2 separate regions of the Homo sapiens genome follow, and region 1 is linked to region 2. A link is an interaction called in ENCODE POLR2A ChIA-PET data of the cell type or tissue named here. Cell type or tissue: K562. All regions are shown on one strand. Each heading gives the region's core, and the rest is flanking DNA. Links, peaks and the distances in the headings are about the cores only.

Region 1 (7,977 bases), core at 2,517-5,016, 53 kb after region 2:
TGTCTGTGTATATGTTAGAAATTATGAGTTCATACTGATATCTCATTCTAATCCAACACTGTGTGGTTTATTTTAGCCTTCCCTCTTATTTGTAATTATTTTGCCAACCTGGCTGTCATTATCCTTCATTTTTTTAAACTTACTTTTTCAGTCAGTACCACTGTCTACATGAATTAGTGTCAGAATTGCTAACTCACATCTTTGTGAGAAACAAATTTACTTACTAGGTAGCAGCATTTGTGTTACAGTTCTTTATGCCTTTAGCTTTACAATATCCAGTCAAAATAGGTTTTCAAAGTTTCTTCCTCATGCCCTTCAGTGTGGTTATGTTATTCCTTTGTAACGCAGTTAGATTCACTTGTTACTGTTTGTATTCTGGGTTCTTTAATTTTTTTGGTATGCGCTACATTACTCTGGTTTTGAGTCATCTATACACAAAGATATACTCAGAGAAATATCACTCCTTCCTTATCCCTACCATCCATTCCCATTTCGTTTTATCCCTTTCCCACCTATCCCCTGTAGGTAGCTGATCTCTTTAGTTTCTGGTTTATCCTTCCTGTATTTCTTTTGTACAAATAAGCAGATATATGTATATGTTCTTATTGCCCATTTCTTATATGAAGGATAGCATAGTCTAAATCTTGTACTTTGGTTTTTTCACTTAACAATATATCTTGGAATTCATTCTGTGTCTGTTCTTAGACATCTTAGAATGATTTTCATTCATTTTTACTGCTGCATAGTACTCCATGTGGATATAACATAGTGTCTTCAGTCTCCTCCAATGTGTGGGCATTTAGATTGTTTCCAGTATTTTGCAATTACAAATAGTGCTACTGTGGATAATCTTGTACATATGTTTTTTCATATCATTGGAGGTGTACCTTCAGAGTAGATTCTTAGAAGTAGGATTGCTGGGTTAAAAGATGTACACATATATAATTTTGTTAGGTATTGCCCAGTTCCCCTCCAGAAGAGTTGTACAGTTTGCATTCCCACCAGCCATATATGAAAACTACCTGCATATGTTTTAAAACACATACAGATGAATGATTATCAGTTTTGTTTAGGGTCTTCCTTTCCTTCTGCAATTCCTCTTCTATCATGACAGGTTGCAAAAGAAACTAACTGCAACTTTTTCATGAAAAGAAGTAAAATTAGTTTTCCAGAGCTGACTGAAGATTTTCTTACTGGCATTTTAAAGTTATAATTATGTATTACATTTTTCCACTTTACCTAGTTTAGCATCTGTTATGTAACATCTCACCACCTGCTTAGTTGTGCAGGCAGTTCTTTTCAGTTTAGATAATAATACTGGATACTGCAAGTTTAAACATTTTCCCCATCTTAGTCATTTTCCAGATTTCTGAGACAGGTGTTTAATATTTCCAAAAGTGAGGCAGTTCAGAAAATATTTGCATTTCTTCACTCTTACATTTCAGTGACGGAGGTGGTCATCTGAGCCTCTCTTCCTTTGACTTGACTCGTTGGGGTACAGCTTACAAAAGCATGCCAGGGTCACCATGACAAAGTAGATCATCCTCTTTTCTAGACCATGGCTCCCTATCCTGCCCTCTCTCCCTGACGACCCCTGGCTTGAGACCCTCACCTTTGTGTTTTCCCGGTGTGCTGGTCCTCTCTGGCCTCGCTCTGGATTCTGTCTGCTGACCTCCCCACTCTGACCAGATTCTCAGTTCTCCTGATCTCTCCACTCCCACTCTATAGGAACCCTACTGTTTATTTTGTCTGATCTTGCTCAGACTGCTGATACATACTGGAGAAAGTCACTTAATTGTCATGATTGGCAGCACTAAACATCTCTGGATTCTTTCTGCTGAGTCTTCAATGTTTTCTTTTAACTTGTCCCCGTTCGGGTCCCTTTCTCACCTTCCCTGTGCCTGGTTTGCCTTCACATCTTCTGCCTTCCAGCCTGCTCTCCCATACTCCCACACCTCATTTACAGCACATACTCACCTTATTTCAGGAAAGACAGGTTTTGACTTATCCTGAGGAAATAGATCTAAATAGCCAGAACCTTCCAAATGGATAGGCTACTTTGGGAAGCAGTACATTTTCTATATCATGATCATTATGATTATTTTTCTTGTCCTTACTGCCTGCCTTCTTCAGCTTCTTTTCAGTTGACCTGTCTGAATCTGGCTCAATGATGAACCTGAACTTGGTTGATCACCACAAGAGCCTGTGGCCAAGGACTGTTGGCCTATATAAAGTGTCATGGTTCAGAACATGGGTTTTGGGGGTCAGCACACCTGGATTTGAATCTCAGTTCTGTTAACTACTAGGTATGTAATCATGGACACGTTAGTTGACCCTCCACTCTGCCTCAGTTTCTTCATCTATAAAGTAGGGGTTATGTTTCATAGGGTTGTGGTGAAGATAATATATAAGGATTTTTCTTAAGTTCTTAGCACTGTGCTAGTGACTATGATCATTATGATTAAATGTAGTCCTTCCTTATTTTCTCACTCTACCTCAGGGGTCACTTAATGCTCTTGGTTTGTGTTGATACTACTTCTAGCTGTTGTCATAACTCACTGCCAGCTAGCCTCACCCAGACCATTGTAAAGTTCTTTTCCAGTGAAAGTGGGAGGAAATAAATGAGGAGAAAGGAAATGTAGGGAAATGATCAAGAAGTGGATACTCCATCTATTTCATCAGGGTCTCCCTTTCTTTCTCATGGCAAGTTCAGAACACTTCTAAGCAGTAACTGCTTTGCATTAGATAGTATCTGTTACCAAGTCTCACTTTGGGCTACCCTAGCATGCTTTAAGTAAAACAGAGCTGCTTGGTTATGGATTTTTAAGATGATGGATAGTCGCAGTACTAAATCCTGGTAGTATATCTTAGATCAAGTAAAATAGACATTTTTCCCATTCATGAAGAGAGAAATGTTTTTCATACTTTAATAATTTGGGTACCACAGTTCACCAAAAATTTGTGGAAACTTTTCTGAATATAAGTCACTACAAGTCTTCATCTATGTCAGTGTCTGCGCATACACCTGTATAACTGAGTGTGTCTCTTTATCCATATTTTTTATTTTGTGCTGCTTATGTTTGGATGTAGCCTGAACATGAAATAATGGAATCTTCTTTTTGTAACTTGGCCAGCATTATCAAAGCATATATGTAGGGCATAGCTGAGTTAGGACTAAAACTCAGACCTCCTGATTTGAAGCCCAGTGTTCTTTTCTGATGTTACTTCCTTTTTAGGGTATCACATGATAAATGTAATGAATAATAATAAGTAAAATAATTTTTTTTTTTTTTGAGACGGAGTCTCGCTCTGTCGCCCAGGCTGGAGTTCAGTAGCGTAATCTCAGCTCACTGCAACCTCCACCTCCCGGGTTCATGCCATTCTCCTGCCTCAGCCTCCCAAATAGCTGGGACCACAGGCGCCTGCCACCATGCCCAGCTAATTTTTTGTATTTTTAGTAGAGACGGGGCTTCACCGTGTCAGCCAGGATGGTCTCGATCTCCTGACCTCGTGATCCTCCTGCCTCGGCCTCCTAAAGTGCTGGTATTACAGGCGTGAGCCACCGCGCCCGGCCAAGTAAAATAATTTTTAAAAGACCATACAACTTTTTTTTGAAGGCCTACTATCTTTTAGGCTGCATCTGCTTTTTCTAATCTTCACAATCCCCGGGCTTTCCTCATTTTCTAGCCAAGCAAGTGATTACTCAGAGATACTAAGTAATTCAGCCAGTGTCTCTCAGCTAGTGAGGGATAGGACCAGAATTGAAACCTTTTCTGGGTCTTTTAGTCTGTTTTATTACTGAAGAAATTGACAAATGCATATGTAACCAACAAAACTTGTTCAAGCTCTGGGCTCTCCAGAGCACCTTTTCTAGAGAAGTTGCATACTTGTTAATGACTAGATTTTAAGCCATGGTACCTATAGTACATTGGAACATTGGCTCTTAAAATAATAAAAAATTATGAATAAATGCTAAGCATTTGCTATTACTGGTTTTATTGCTTAAATAACCTTAGGCTAGCTTTTAATAGTTCACTTAATGGTTTGCAGCATCTGAAAAAAAAAAACCTTTGCACTGTTTTTCTTGGTTAGTGAATTGTCAGAGAACCAAGCTAAAGTAAGGAATACATTTTCTTTTAAAGCAATCATTAGTATTATCTACCTATTTATTTTTGGAACATGAGTTTGGCTCAGTCTAACTTACTTAGCATCTGAAGACAAGATAATTTTTATCTGTGAAACAGAGTGCTGTAGTTTCGTGTTCAGATAATTAAAGTTCACCAAAATGGGTGGCTTAGAGAACAGCTTAATAGCTTTCCCTAAAAATAACCCATTCACAGTTGTTAGGTAGCATTTTAGTTGCTACAGTATATGGTGCTTGTGCATGATAATAACGTTTGTCTAAATAAGGTGGATATATTATCCACAAATATTGAGCCTCTGCTATGAGACATGACTATAATGACAGGGGATGAAGAGGATGGGAAGAAAACCTAAAAATATTAGAAATTTTATGTCAAAGCCTTTGAAATGATTGTGGAAGGCTGGGCATTTATTCTAATGATACTGTCATTACTTAAAACCTGTTTGGAACATTTCCCTTGGAATTTCCTTGAATATGAGCTTATGAACCATGAAAGAGAATCAACCCCTTAATTTTGTAGCACAGCTAAATTTTTAAAAAATCACCTTTTGAGATATAATTTATATGCAATAAAATGTATCTTTTTATGTGTACTGTTCAGTGAAATCTTGACAAATGTATGTAGTTGTGTAACTGCCACCACAATAAAGATACAGAATATTTACATCACTTCAAAAAGCTTTCTTGGGTACCTTTGCAGTCAGTTTGTGCCTCAGGCAAGCACGGCTTTCTTTCCTTTTGTTTTTGAGACAGAGTCCAGCTCTGTCACCCAGGCTGGAGTGCAATGGCGCGATCTCGGCTCATTGCAACCTCCTGTCTCTCAGGTTCAACCGATTCTCCTGCCTCAGCCTCCTGACTAGCTGGGATTACAGGTGCACACCACCACGCCCAGCTAATTTTTGTATTTTTACTAGAGATGGGGTTTCACCTTGTTGGCCAAGCTGGTCTCAAACTCCTGACCTCGTCATCCACCCACCTCAGCCTCCCAAAGTCATAGGATTACAGGTGTGAGCCACTGCACCCAGCCACGGCTTCCTATCACTATAGATTAGCTTCAGCTTTTCTAGAATCTCATATAAATGGGATTTAAAAGTTTGTTCTCTTTGTGTTTGGCTTCTTTCATTTAGCATAGTGTTTTTCAGATTTGTCCTTGTTGCATGGATTAGTAGTAATTCCTTTTATTGCTGAGTACTGTCCTGTTGTATGGATGTACCACAGTTTGTTTACCCTTTGCTTGTTAATTAACATTTGGGTCGTACACAGTTTAGGGCTGTTAGGAATAAAGCTCCTACAGACATCTGTATATGAGAGTTTCAACTTTGCTGCATCCTCACCAACACTTGGTATTGGTCAGTTATTTTAGCTATTCTAATGGGTATTTGGTTTTAATTTACATTTCCTTTATGACTCATCAGTCATATTTTCATATTTGTTGTCACAAAGGAAGTGTTTATTCTTTTGCCTATTTGTAATATTGGGTTGTTTGTAGTCTTGTTTTGAAGTTTTAAGAGTTCTTTATGTATGCTAAATACAAGTCCTACATATTGCAAATTTTTTCTCCTCTCTGCACAATTCATTTTTGACCTTGATGATCTTATCTGGCCTGCTCTGCTCACCATCTCATTCGTGGATCCCACTCAGCAGCCTTTCCCTTTCAGTCTTGGCTGTCTCTTTCCATTTCCACTGTCACTGCTCTTACGCATTCCAAGGACTTTACTACTCCCTTCAGAGATGTGGTGGGTGTTTTTTTTTTTTTTTTAAATTATTATTTTACTGACTTGAGAGTGCTGCTGGATTGATAGTGACCTTGGGTCTGGGTTGCTAGATGTCCTGCAGTGGGTGGTATGGTTTCACACTGAACACTGAACTGACCTGCTTAACATGCCAATTACATCCTTGTTGCTTAGTCCACGCCACTGTCAGTCACCTCTTGCTGGTATTATGGCAGTGCTTGGAACGGTTTCCTTTTTTTTTTTTTTTAACTTTTTCCTTTTTTTATTTTTATTTTCTTTTTTTAAAATAGAGACAGGATCTCACTATGTTACCCAACCTGATCTCGAACTTCTGGGTTCAAGCAGTCCACCTGCCTTGGCCTCCTAAAGCACTGGGATTACAGGCATGAGCCACTGCCCCCAGCCACTTTTTCCTTTTTACAGTTCAGTTTTTCTCTTATTTGGTAAGATCATTTACAAAATATAAGTTGGATACTTTTATTCCCCAGTTTAAAGTGAAAGGACACTTAAAAGATAAATCCTTAGCATAACTGCTGGGTCACTGCGCATTTCTTCTGCCTCATCGTGAGCCACGCTCTCTCTGGTACACTGTAGCCACAGTGGTCTTCTTAGGGCTTCTGGTCTACTTCTGGTCTACTTCTGGTCTACCCTCTCCCTGCTTGTAGAATACTTGCTGCCTTTGCCACCCAGCAACCTGGCTAATTCCGGCTTATCCTTCAGTTCTCTGTTTAAATGCCTTCCCTAATTTCTTTAGAGAAGAAGAGTCTTCCGTAAGCTTCTAATTTAAACTAAGTTTTCTAGTTATCCTTAATAACATTAATTATATAACTTGCATTTTCCTTAGCAATTATCATAATTTATAATGTAGTCATGTTTATGACAAATATGTTTATTAATACCTATGTCTCTCTCTCTTATTTTTTTTTTGTGATGGAGTCTCCCTCTGTCACCCAGGCTGGAGTGCAGTGGCGCGATCTCAGCTCACTGCAACCTCTGCCTCCCGGGTTCAAGCGATTCTCCTGTCTCAGCCTCCCGAGTAGCTGGGACTACAGATGGCACGGCACCACGCCCAACTAATTTTTGTATTTTCAGTAGAGATGGAGTTTCACCATATTGATCAGGCAGGTCTCAAACTCCTGACCTCAGGTGATCCACCCGCCGCAGCCTCCCAAAGTGCTGGGATTACAGGCATGAGCCACTGCACCCAGCCTCTATGTCTATCTCCTCTCATAGTTTATGAGGGCAGAGAGCTTTATATTTTTACTGCTTTATCCACAGTGCTTAACATAATGTAGGTGATTATTTGATAAATAAAATTAACTTTAACATTCAAATGTTTTTAAAGTTATTTGATGCACATCCTTTACGATCCCAAACTGACGTTTTTTTTCTCTTGAATACAAACTTCTGTACTAGTTTCCTGTCTCTGCCATTTCCACTGAATCTATAAATTGCCCTTATAACAAGAGTTCTCATCTTTTTTTTTTTTTTTTAATGACGTGAATCCTTTAGGCAGTTGGTGAAACTTGTGGCTCCTTTTCAGATTAATATTTTAAATGAATAAAATAAAATGTGAGATTACAAAGGGAATCAGTTATGCTGAAATACCACTTTTGAAAAATTAAGAAGTCTTTATATGTGCTTCTTTACTAATGCCGTAAATAGCAAGATCAGGCAGCAGGTCTAACAAGCACTGTAATTTCAAAGTGTTGATGGGTATAGATATTTCAAGAATTATAACTGGTCTCCCTATGTCTAGTTTTAGCCTCTTTAGTCAGTTTTTTTTTTCTTTTTTTTTCCTTTTTGAAATGGAGTTTTGCTCTGTCGCCCAGGCTGGAGTGCAGTGGCACGATCTCGGTTCACTGCACCCTCCACCTCCTGGGTTCAAGCAGTTCTTCTGCCTCAGCCTCCCAGGTAGCTAGAATTACAGGAGCCTGCCACTACGTGCCTGGCTAATTTTTGTATTTTTGGTAGAGACAGGGTTTCACCATGTTGGTCATGCTGGTCTTAAACTCCTGACTCCAGGTGATCCACCTGCCTTAGCCTCCCAAAGTGCTTGGGATTACAGGCGTGAGCCACCACGCCTGGCCTTCAGTCAGT
Region 2 (7,977 bases), core at 3,536-6,035:
CAGCCGCCCCGTCCGGGAGGGAGGTGGGGGGGTCAGCCCCCCGCCCGGCCAGCCGCCCCGTCCGGGAGGGAGGTGGGGGGGTCAGCCCCCCGCCCGGCCAGCCGCCCCGTCCGGGAGGTGAGGGGCGCCTCTGCCCGGCCGCCCCTACTGGGAAGTGAGGAGCCCCTCTGCCCGGCCACCACCCCGTCTGAGAGGTGTACCCAACAGCCCATTGAGAACGGGCCATGATGACAATGGCAGTTTTGTGGAATAGAAAGGGGGGAAAGGTGGGGAAAAGATTGAGAAATCGGATGGTTGCCATGTCTGTGTAGAAAGAGGTAGACATGGGAGACTTTTCATTTTGTTCTGTACTAAGAAAAATTCTTCTGCCTTGGGATCCTGTTGATCTGTGACCTTACCCCCAACCCTGTGCTCTCTGAAACATGTGCTGTGTCCACTCAGGGTTAAATGGATTAAGGGCGGTGCAAGATGTGCTTTGTTAAACAGACGCTTGAAAGCAGCATGCTCGTTAAGAGTCATCACCACTCCCTAATCTCAAGTACCCAGGGACACAAACACTGCGGAAGGCCGCGGGGTCCTCTGCCTAGGAAAACCAGAGACCTTTGTTCACTTGTTTATCTGCTGACCTTCCCTCCACTATTGTCCTGTGACCCTGCCAAATCCCCCTCTGCGAGAAACACCCAAGAATGATCAATAAAAAAAAAAAAAAATTAGCTGGACATGGTGTTACATGCCTATAGTCCTAGCTACTAGGGAGGCTGAGGTGAGAGAATCCCTTGAGCTTAGGAGGTCAAGGCTGAAGTGAGCCATGATCATGCCACTGCACTCCAGCTTGGGCAACAGAGTGAGACTCTGCCTCAAAAAAAACACAAACCAAAAACCAAAAGACTAATAGAACTACTACTGTGTACATTTTAAAAGTCAGTTTTACTGTAAGTTAATTCATTTTTTTAAATTAAGAACAGTTCTCGACCGGGCACGGTGGCTCACGCCTGTAATCCCAATACTTGGGAGGCTGAGGCAGGTGGATCACCTGAGGTCAGGAGTTCAAGAACAGCCTGGCCAACATGGCGAAACCCTGACTCTACTAAAAGTACAAAAATTAGCCAGACATGGTGACAGGCACCTGTAATCCCAGCTACTCAGGAGGCTGAGGCAGGATAATTGCTTGAACCTGGGAGGCAGAGGTTGCAGTGAGCTGAGATCACGCCATTGCACTCCAGCCTGGGTGACAGTGCAAGACTCCCTCTCAAAAAAAACAAAAAACAAAAAACAAAAAAAACTAGAAAATACTATAAGTAGAAATGGTGATTAGATAGGGTGGGCATGCAACCTAGCATGCCAGTGAAGCATGAGGGGAAGACTGCTGCTGCTGGGGGGCTTCTTACTCCTGAGGAGGCTCCCAGAGGGACAGTCCCTTTCTGCCTTTGAATAGTGTGGTACCACGTGCTGTCTGGATCCACTACAGCCACCTCCCGACTTGCTTGAGGATAATGCCAACACAGAGAGGAGGGCAGTGCCTCAAAAAGAGCAGAGAAGAGGAGTCAGACCCCTACCTGTGTTAGATGAGAAAGCATGTGCCTTTACTGTTTGTACCAACTGAGTTTGGCCAGAACCAAAGTTGTGTCCTAGTTGAGCACCTAGGACAGAATATTGAAGGAGGTGCTCACTCTCGGATGCTGATGCTACACTTGCCAACCCTGAGAGTGAGCATCTCCTTAAATGTACACCCCAGGTGCCTCACTCAGCTCACCCTGGTCCTGTTCGTGTTTGACTTAGGGCTTTTTGGACTTACAGCTGAAAGATTCTAACTGGTAAGGGGAGGACACACTAGAATTTAAGGAATGGGCAGATAAGAGGAACCCCGAAAAGGAGATAAAAGGCAGCTGCTCTTATTTGGGCCAAAGCAATGTTATATAATATCAATGCCAGGGGCCACCCCAGCCTAATATTAAAGGAATTGTCTTCCAAGTTTGTAGTAGTAGTTGTATTATTTTCATGATTTTCCAAAGAGTGTTACTGCATCTCTCTTTTTTTTTTCTCTCTCTCTCTCCCTCCCTCCCTCTCTCTCTCTCTTTTGAGACGGAGTCTCGCTCTGTCACCCAGGCTGGAGTACAGTGGCACGACCTCGGCTCATTGCATGCTCCGCCTCCTGGGTTCATGCCATTCTCCTGCCTCAGCCTCCTAAGTAGCTGGGACTACAGGCGCCCGCCACCACGCCCGGCTAATGTTTTTGTATTTTAAGTAGAGACAAGGTTTCACCATGTTAGCCAGGATGGTCTTGATCTCCTGACCTCGTGATCCGCCCACCTTGGCCTCCCAAAGTGCTGTGGTTACTGGCATGAGCCACCATGCCCAGCCTCTCTCTTTTCTTTTCTTTCTTTTCTCTTCTCCTCTTTGCTTTTCTCTATCTCTCCTTCTTTCTTCTTCTTCTTTTTTTTTTTTTTTAAAGTGTTGCTCTGTTGCCGAGGCTGGAGTGCAGTGGCATGATCTCAGCTCACTGCAACCTCTGCCTCCCAGGTGCAGGCAATTCTCCCTGCCTCAGCCTCCCATGTAGCTGCGATTACAGGTGCCTGCCACCACGCCCAGCTAATTTTTAGTGTTTTTAGTAGGGACAGCGTTTTGCCATGTTGGTCAGGCTGGTCTCAAACTCCTGACCTCAGGTGATCTGCCTGCCTCTGCCTCCCAAAGTGCTGGGATTACAGGTGTGAACCACTGCACCCAGCCTTTTTTTTTTTTTTCTTTTCTTTTCTTTTTATGAGACAGTGTCTCGGCTGGGAACAGTGACTCACACCTATAATCCCAGCACTTTGGGAGACCAAGGCAGGATTGCTTGAGCCTAGGAGTTTGAGACCAGCCTGGGCAACATACCAAGATCTTGTCTCTACAAACAATAAAAAAATGAGCTGGGCATGGTGGCACACACCTGTAGTCCCAGCTACTTGGGAGACTGAGGTAGGAGGATGGCTTGAGCCCAGGAGGTTGAGGATGCAGTGAGCCTCAATCATAGCTCACTGTAACTTGGAACTCCCAGGCTCCAGGGATCCTCCACCCTCAGCCTCCCGAGCAGCTGGGACTATAGGCATGCACCACCACAGTCAGCTAATTTTTTTAAAAAATTTTTTCTGTTTTTTTTCTTTTTGAGATGGTGTCTCTCTCTGTTGCCAGGCTGGAGTGCAGTGGCATGATCTTGGCTCACTGCAACCTCCGCCTCCTGGTTTCAAGCAATTCTGCCTCAGCCTCCTGAATAGCTGGGACTACAGGCGCACGCCACTATGCCCAGCTAATTTTTGTATTTAGAGTAGAGACGGGGTTTTGCCATGTTGGCCAGGATGGTCTCGATCTCTTGACCTCGTGATCCGCCCACCACAGCCTCCCAAAGTGCTGGGATTACAGGCATTAGTCACCGTGCCCGGCCTATTTTTTGAATTTTTTTAGAGACAGGGTCTCACTTTGTTGCCCAGGCTGGTCTCAAACTCCTGGCCTCAGGCAATTTTCTCACCTCTGCTTCCTAAAGGGCTGAGATTGCGGGTGTTAGCCATCATGCTCCTGGCCTGTTACTGTATTATTTCCTTTCTGGTTGAAACCTTTTTTTTTTTTTTGAGAGACAGAGTCTCACTCGCCCAAGATGGAGTGCAACGGCCCAATTTCGGCTCACTGCAACCTTTGCCTCCTGGGCTCAAGTGATTCTCCTGCCTCAGCCTTCCAAGTAGCTGGGATTACAGGCACCTGCCACCACGCCTGGCTAATTTGGGTTTCACCATGTTGGCCAGGCTGGTCTTGAACTGCTGACCTCAAGTGATCCACCTGCCTCAGCCTCCCAAAGTGCTGGGATTATAGGTGCTAGCCACTGCACCTGGCTTCCCGACTGAAACCTTTTTTTTTTTTTAAATGGAGTCTCACTCGTCGCCCAGGCTGGAGAGCAATGACGCGATTTCGGCTCACTGCAACCTCTGCCTCCCAGGTTCAAGTGATTCTCCTCGCTCAGCCTCCTCCAAGTAGCTGGGATTACAGGCATGCACCACCACGCCCAGCTAATTTTTGTATTTTTAGTAGAGACAGGGTTTCACCATGTTGGCCAGGCTGGTCTCCAAACTCCTGACTTCAGTTGATCCGCCCTCCTCGGCCTCCCAAAGTGCTGGGATTACAGGTGTAAGCCACCGCGTCCGGCCATCTGACTGAAATCTTAGTAGAATGTCTGCTAATGTTCTAATAAAGCACTTAGTAGGATGTTTGTTAATTTTAAACTTCGTATGATTGTTCATTTGTTAAACTGTGCTGTGATCAGAGGATTTGACCTCAACAATTTTTGCTTATTTGGATTTATTAAAAAATTTTGTGGGCCAGGTGTGGTAGCTCATGCCTGTAATCCCAGCACTTTGGGAGGCCGAGGTGGGCAGATCACCTGAGGGCTGGAGTTGGAGACCAGCCTGGCAAACATGGTGAAACCCAGTCTCTACTAAAAATACAAAACTTAGGGCGTGGCAGTGGGTGCCTGTGATCACAGCTACTTGGGAAGCTGAGGCAGGAGAATTGCTTGAACCAGGGAGATGGAGGTTGCAGTGAGCTGAGACCGTGCCACTGCACTCCAGCCTGGGCAACAGAGCGAAACTACATCTCAAAAAAAAAAAAAAACAAACAAACAAATTTTGTGGTCCAGTAAAGGATAAGTTGTTGTCAATGTTCCAGAGATACTGGGAGTGGTGGTGATGTATTTTATGTAGGTGGAGGACACAGCGTAAGTTTTTATACCTTACTAATTCTGCTGTTTAGCTCATCTTTATTTTTGTTTATATGTCACAGTCTGATAATGGTATATCATATTTTACTATAATTATAGTTCACTGCAGCCTCAAACTCCTGAGCTCAAGCCATCCTTCCATGTCAGTCTCCCAAGTAGATAGGACTGCAGATGCATGCCACCACACGTGACTAATTTTTAAAACTTTTTTTTTTTAGAGAGGGGCTTCGCTACATTGCCCAGGATGATCTGTAACTCCTGGCCTCAAGAAATCCTCCTGCTTTGGCCTCCCAAAACACTGGGATTACAGGTGTGAGCCTCTGAGCCCAGCCTATAACTGTGTTTCTATTAGCTGTGTTCCTATAGACTTTTTTTTTTTTTTTTTGAGACGGAGTCTCGCTCTGTCGCCCAGGCCGGACTGCGGACTGCAGTGGCGCAATCTCGGCTCACTGCAAGCTCCGCTTCCCGGGTTCACGCCATTCTCCTGCCTCAGCCTCCCGAGTAGCTGGGACTACAGGCGCCCGCCACCGCGCCCGGCTAATTTTTTGTATTTTTTTAGTAGAGACGGGGTTTCACCTTGTTAGCCAGGATGGTCTCGATCTACTGACCTCATGATCCACCCGCCTCGGCCTCCCAAAGTGCTGGGATTACAGGCGTGAGCCACCGCGCCCGGCCGACTTTTTTTTTTTTTTAAAGAGACAAGATCTTGTTATGTTGCCCAGGCTGGAATGCAGTGCATATTCACAAGCATGATCATATGGCACTACAGCTTCAAACTTCCAGTCTTAATAGTCTTAAGTGATCCTCCAGCCTCTGTCTCCTGAGTAGCTGGGACGATAGGTATGTGCCACCACACCCGGCTCTGCTTCTTGTTTTGTGTTGTTATGTTATTTGGTGCCTTTAGTTTCACAATGCCTTTTTTTTTTTTTGAGACAGGATTTTGCTCTGTTGGCCAGGCTGGAGTGCAGTGATGTGATCATAGCTTACCGCAGCCTCTAACTCCTGAGCTTAAGGGATTCTCCTGCCTCAGCCTCCTGGATAGCTGGAACTACAAGTGTGTACCACCACACTCAGTTAATTTTTTAATTTTTATTTTTGTAGAGACAGAGTCTTGCTATGTTGACCTGGCTGGTCTTGAACTCCTGGCCTCAAGTAATCCTCCCACCTCAGCCTCTCAAAGCAGTGGGATTACAGGTGTGAGCCACCATGTCCAGTAACAAAGCCTTTTTATATTATATATATTATTAGTATACATACTACTAATATGTATATATATGCATATACATACTATATATATACACACACATAAATAGGCATATCTTTTTAAACAACAGTATATATTCAGTTTGCTTTTTGATGTGATCTGAAGTTTTAATATTTTAAATAGTAATTTTAGAAGTTTACATTTTTACTTGTTTACATTTGGCTTGTTATACGTAATCTAACCTTTGCTCATCTAATTTTCTAATTTTCTGGTGTTTTGATATTCTTGTTTATAATTTCTTGCCATTTCTTTTTTTAATTTACAAATGTGAGGAAAGTATCTAGTATACTTCCTAAGACTCTTGATTTTTGCTGTATGAATTACGTTGTTCCTTTCGTCTCATGTAATGAATTATAAGGTATACATAAGGCTTTTTACACTGAAAAATTATATGAACTTATATATTTTTTTAAATAACTTTTATCCTCATGTTACATAAAACAAAGACATAGTCTCTGGCTTTTCTATCCTCTTTCTTCTCCCCTGGTTTCCACTGCATAATCTCAGGTTTAAAACCCTATTTTTAAAGATCTTCGTTCTCAACTTTTTATTTTGCATTTTGTTTGTTACCATAGCAACAATTATTTCAACTTATCAGTATCAGTCTCTACTGAGTGGTGTTTTTATTCCGTTATCTCTCTATCTTTAGCTAGTTTCAAGGCTCATTGCCAGTTCTTTTCTCTCATTTCATCATTCATGAGTTTCTGATTCATGTCTCACAATTTATTGCACAGTTCTGAGCAATTTCTGCAGAAAAATGAGTTAATTGGGTAGTGCATTAGTCAGAACTCTTATGGCTTTAAGTGACAGAAACCTAAAGTTCAGGCTTAGCTATATACAGCCTCAAACTGCAGCAGGAAGGAATTGTCTTCATCTCTGTCTTCCTCTCGGAGGGTGTTTCTTGCATCGTGGCATGTCTGGCCACAGACTCACATTCACTTCCCACCACCCCAGCAAAAAGGGAACACCTTTTTCCTAATAGTTTCTGCAAAAGTCTGAGCTGAATATCATTGGCTTGAATCAGGTCACATGCCCATCCTTTGAACCAATGTCTGTGTTCTGATTAGGGAGCCCTGGGTCACATGGTTCTCTTGAACTTGGGGATGAGGCCAGCCCTTCAAACTACATGAGTGCAGAAGGGACAGGTCACCAAATAAAAACTGGGTTGGCCAGGCATGGTGGCTCATGCCTGTAATCCCAGCACTTTGGGAGGCCGAGGTGGGCAGCTCAACTGAGGTCAGAAGTTTGAGACCAGCCTGGCCAACGTGGTGAAACCCCATCTCTACTAAAAATACAAAAATTAGCTGGGCATGGTGGTGAGTGCCTGTAATCCCACCTACTTTGGAGGCTGAGGCTGGAGAATCACTTGAACCCCGGAGGCGGAGGTTGCAGTGAGCCAAGATTGTGCCATTGCACTCCAGCGTGGATGACAAGAGCAAGACTCCATCTCAAAAAAAAAAAAATCTAGGTTGCTGCTACCAGAAGGAGGAGTCAATGCTGGGTAGATGTCCATTGTTTTCTAAGATTCTGCAGATCTGTGAATTATTGCCACCGTATTGAGTCAGTAAGAAAGACATTCAGGTAGTCGGCCTTATGCTTAGATGGTAGCTTAGTTATTGTCTTACCATGTTCCAGAGGCTAGTTCTCCACTGTGTTTCCAGAAACTTGTTGTTGTCGGAGCTAGATGATTGTTCCCTCTGGGCCTGGCTCATGCTAACCTGACTCAGTAGAGACCGATGAGACTAAACCCCATCTTAGAATGAACAGTCATTGCCATAGGACCCAAATGGGGTTGTCCTCTGGTCAGGGAACTTTCCCCATCAGAAAATCACAAGTGAACCCAAACTCTAATCATAAGGTTGCTTAGTGCCCATGGAACTAGGCAAGAGGCGCTCTCTGGAGAAAATTAACAGTCAGACGCATCATCCCATAACAGTGTGGTAGTTTTAAATGTCCACCAATGCTGGAATAG

The links. ChIA-PET counts read pairs that join two places held together with the same protein. Peaks named below come from ENCODE experiments on the same cell type or tissue, not always from the same donor. Only the 100,000 strongest peaks of a DNase experiment are listed, where the experiment ranks them.
Region 1: POLR2A ChIA-PET joins it to region 2 with 5 read pairs; 15 of 35 experiments call an interaction of 5 or more read pairs at or near these places.

Annotation. Positions count from the first base shown.
Region 1 is chr22:21,822,125-21,830,101 of GRCh38, reverse strand. All of the region lies in intron 1 of MAPK1 (mitogen-activated protein kinase 1), which reads left to right. Among named protein-coding and RNA genes, the nearest start is that of MAPK1, 42 kb to the left of the region's middle. In K562, for the core only: no CTCF peak of the experiment used is centred there; a DNase peak (open chromatin) is centred at 3,681.
Region 2 is chr22:21,875,676-21,883,652 of GRCh38, reverse strand. No RefSeq gene overlaps it. Among named protein-coding and RNA genes, the nearest start is that of MAPK1, 12 kb to the right of the region's middle. RefSeq lists an enhancer at 69-830. In K562, for the core only: no CTCF peak of the experiment used is centred there; no DNase peak of the experiment used is centred there; H3K27me3 peaks cover 1,158 bases.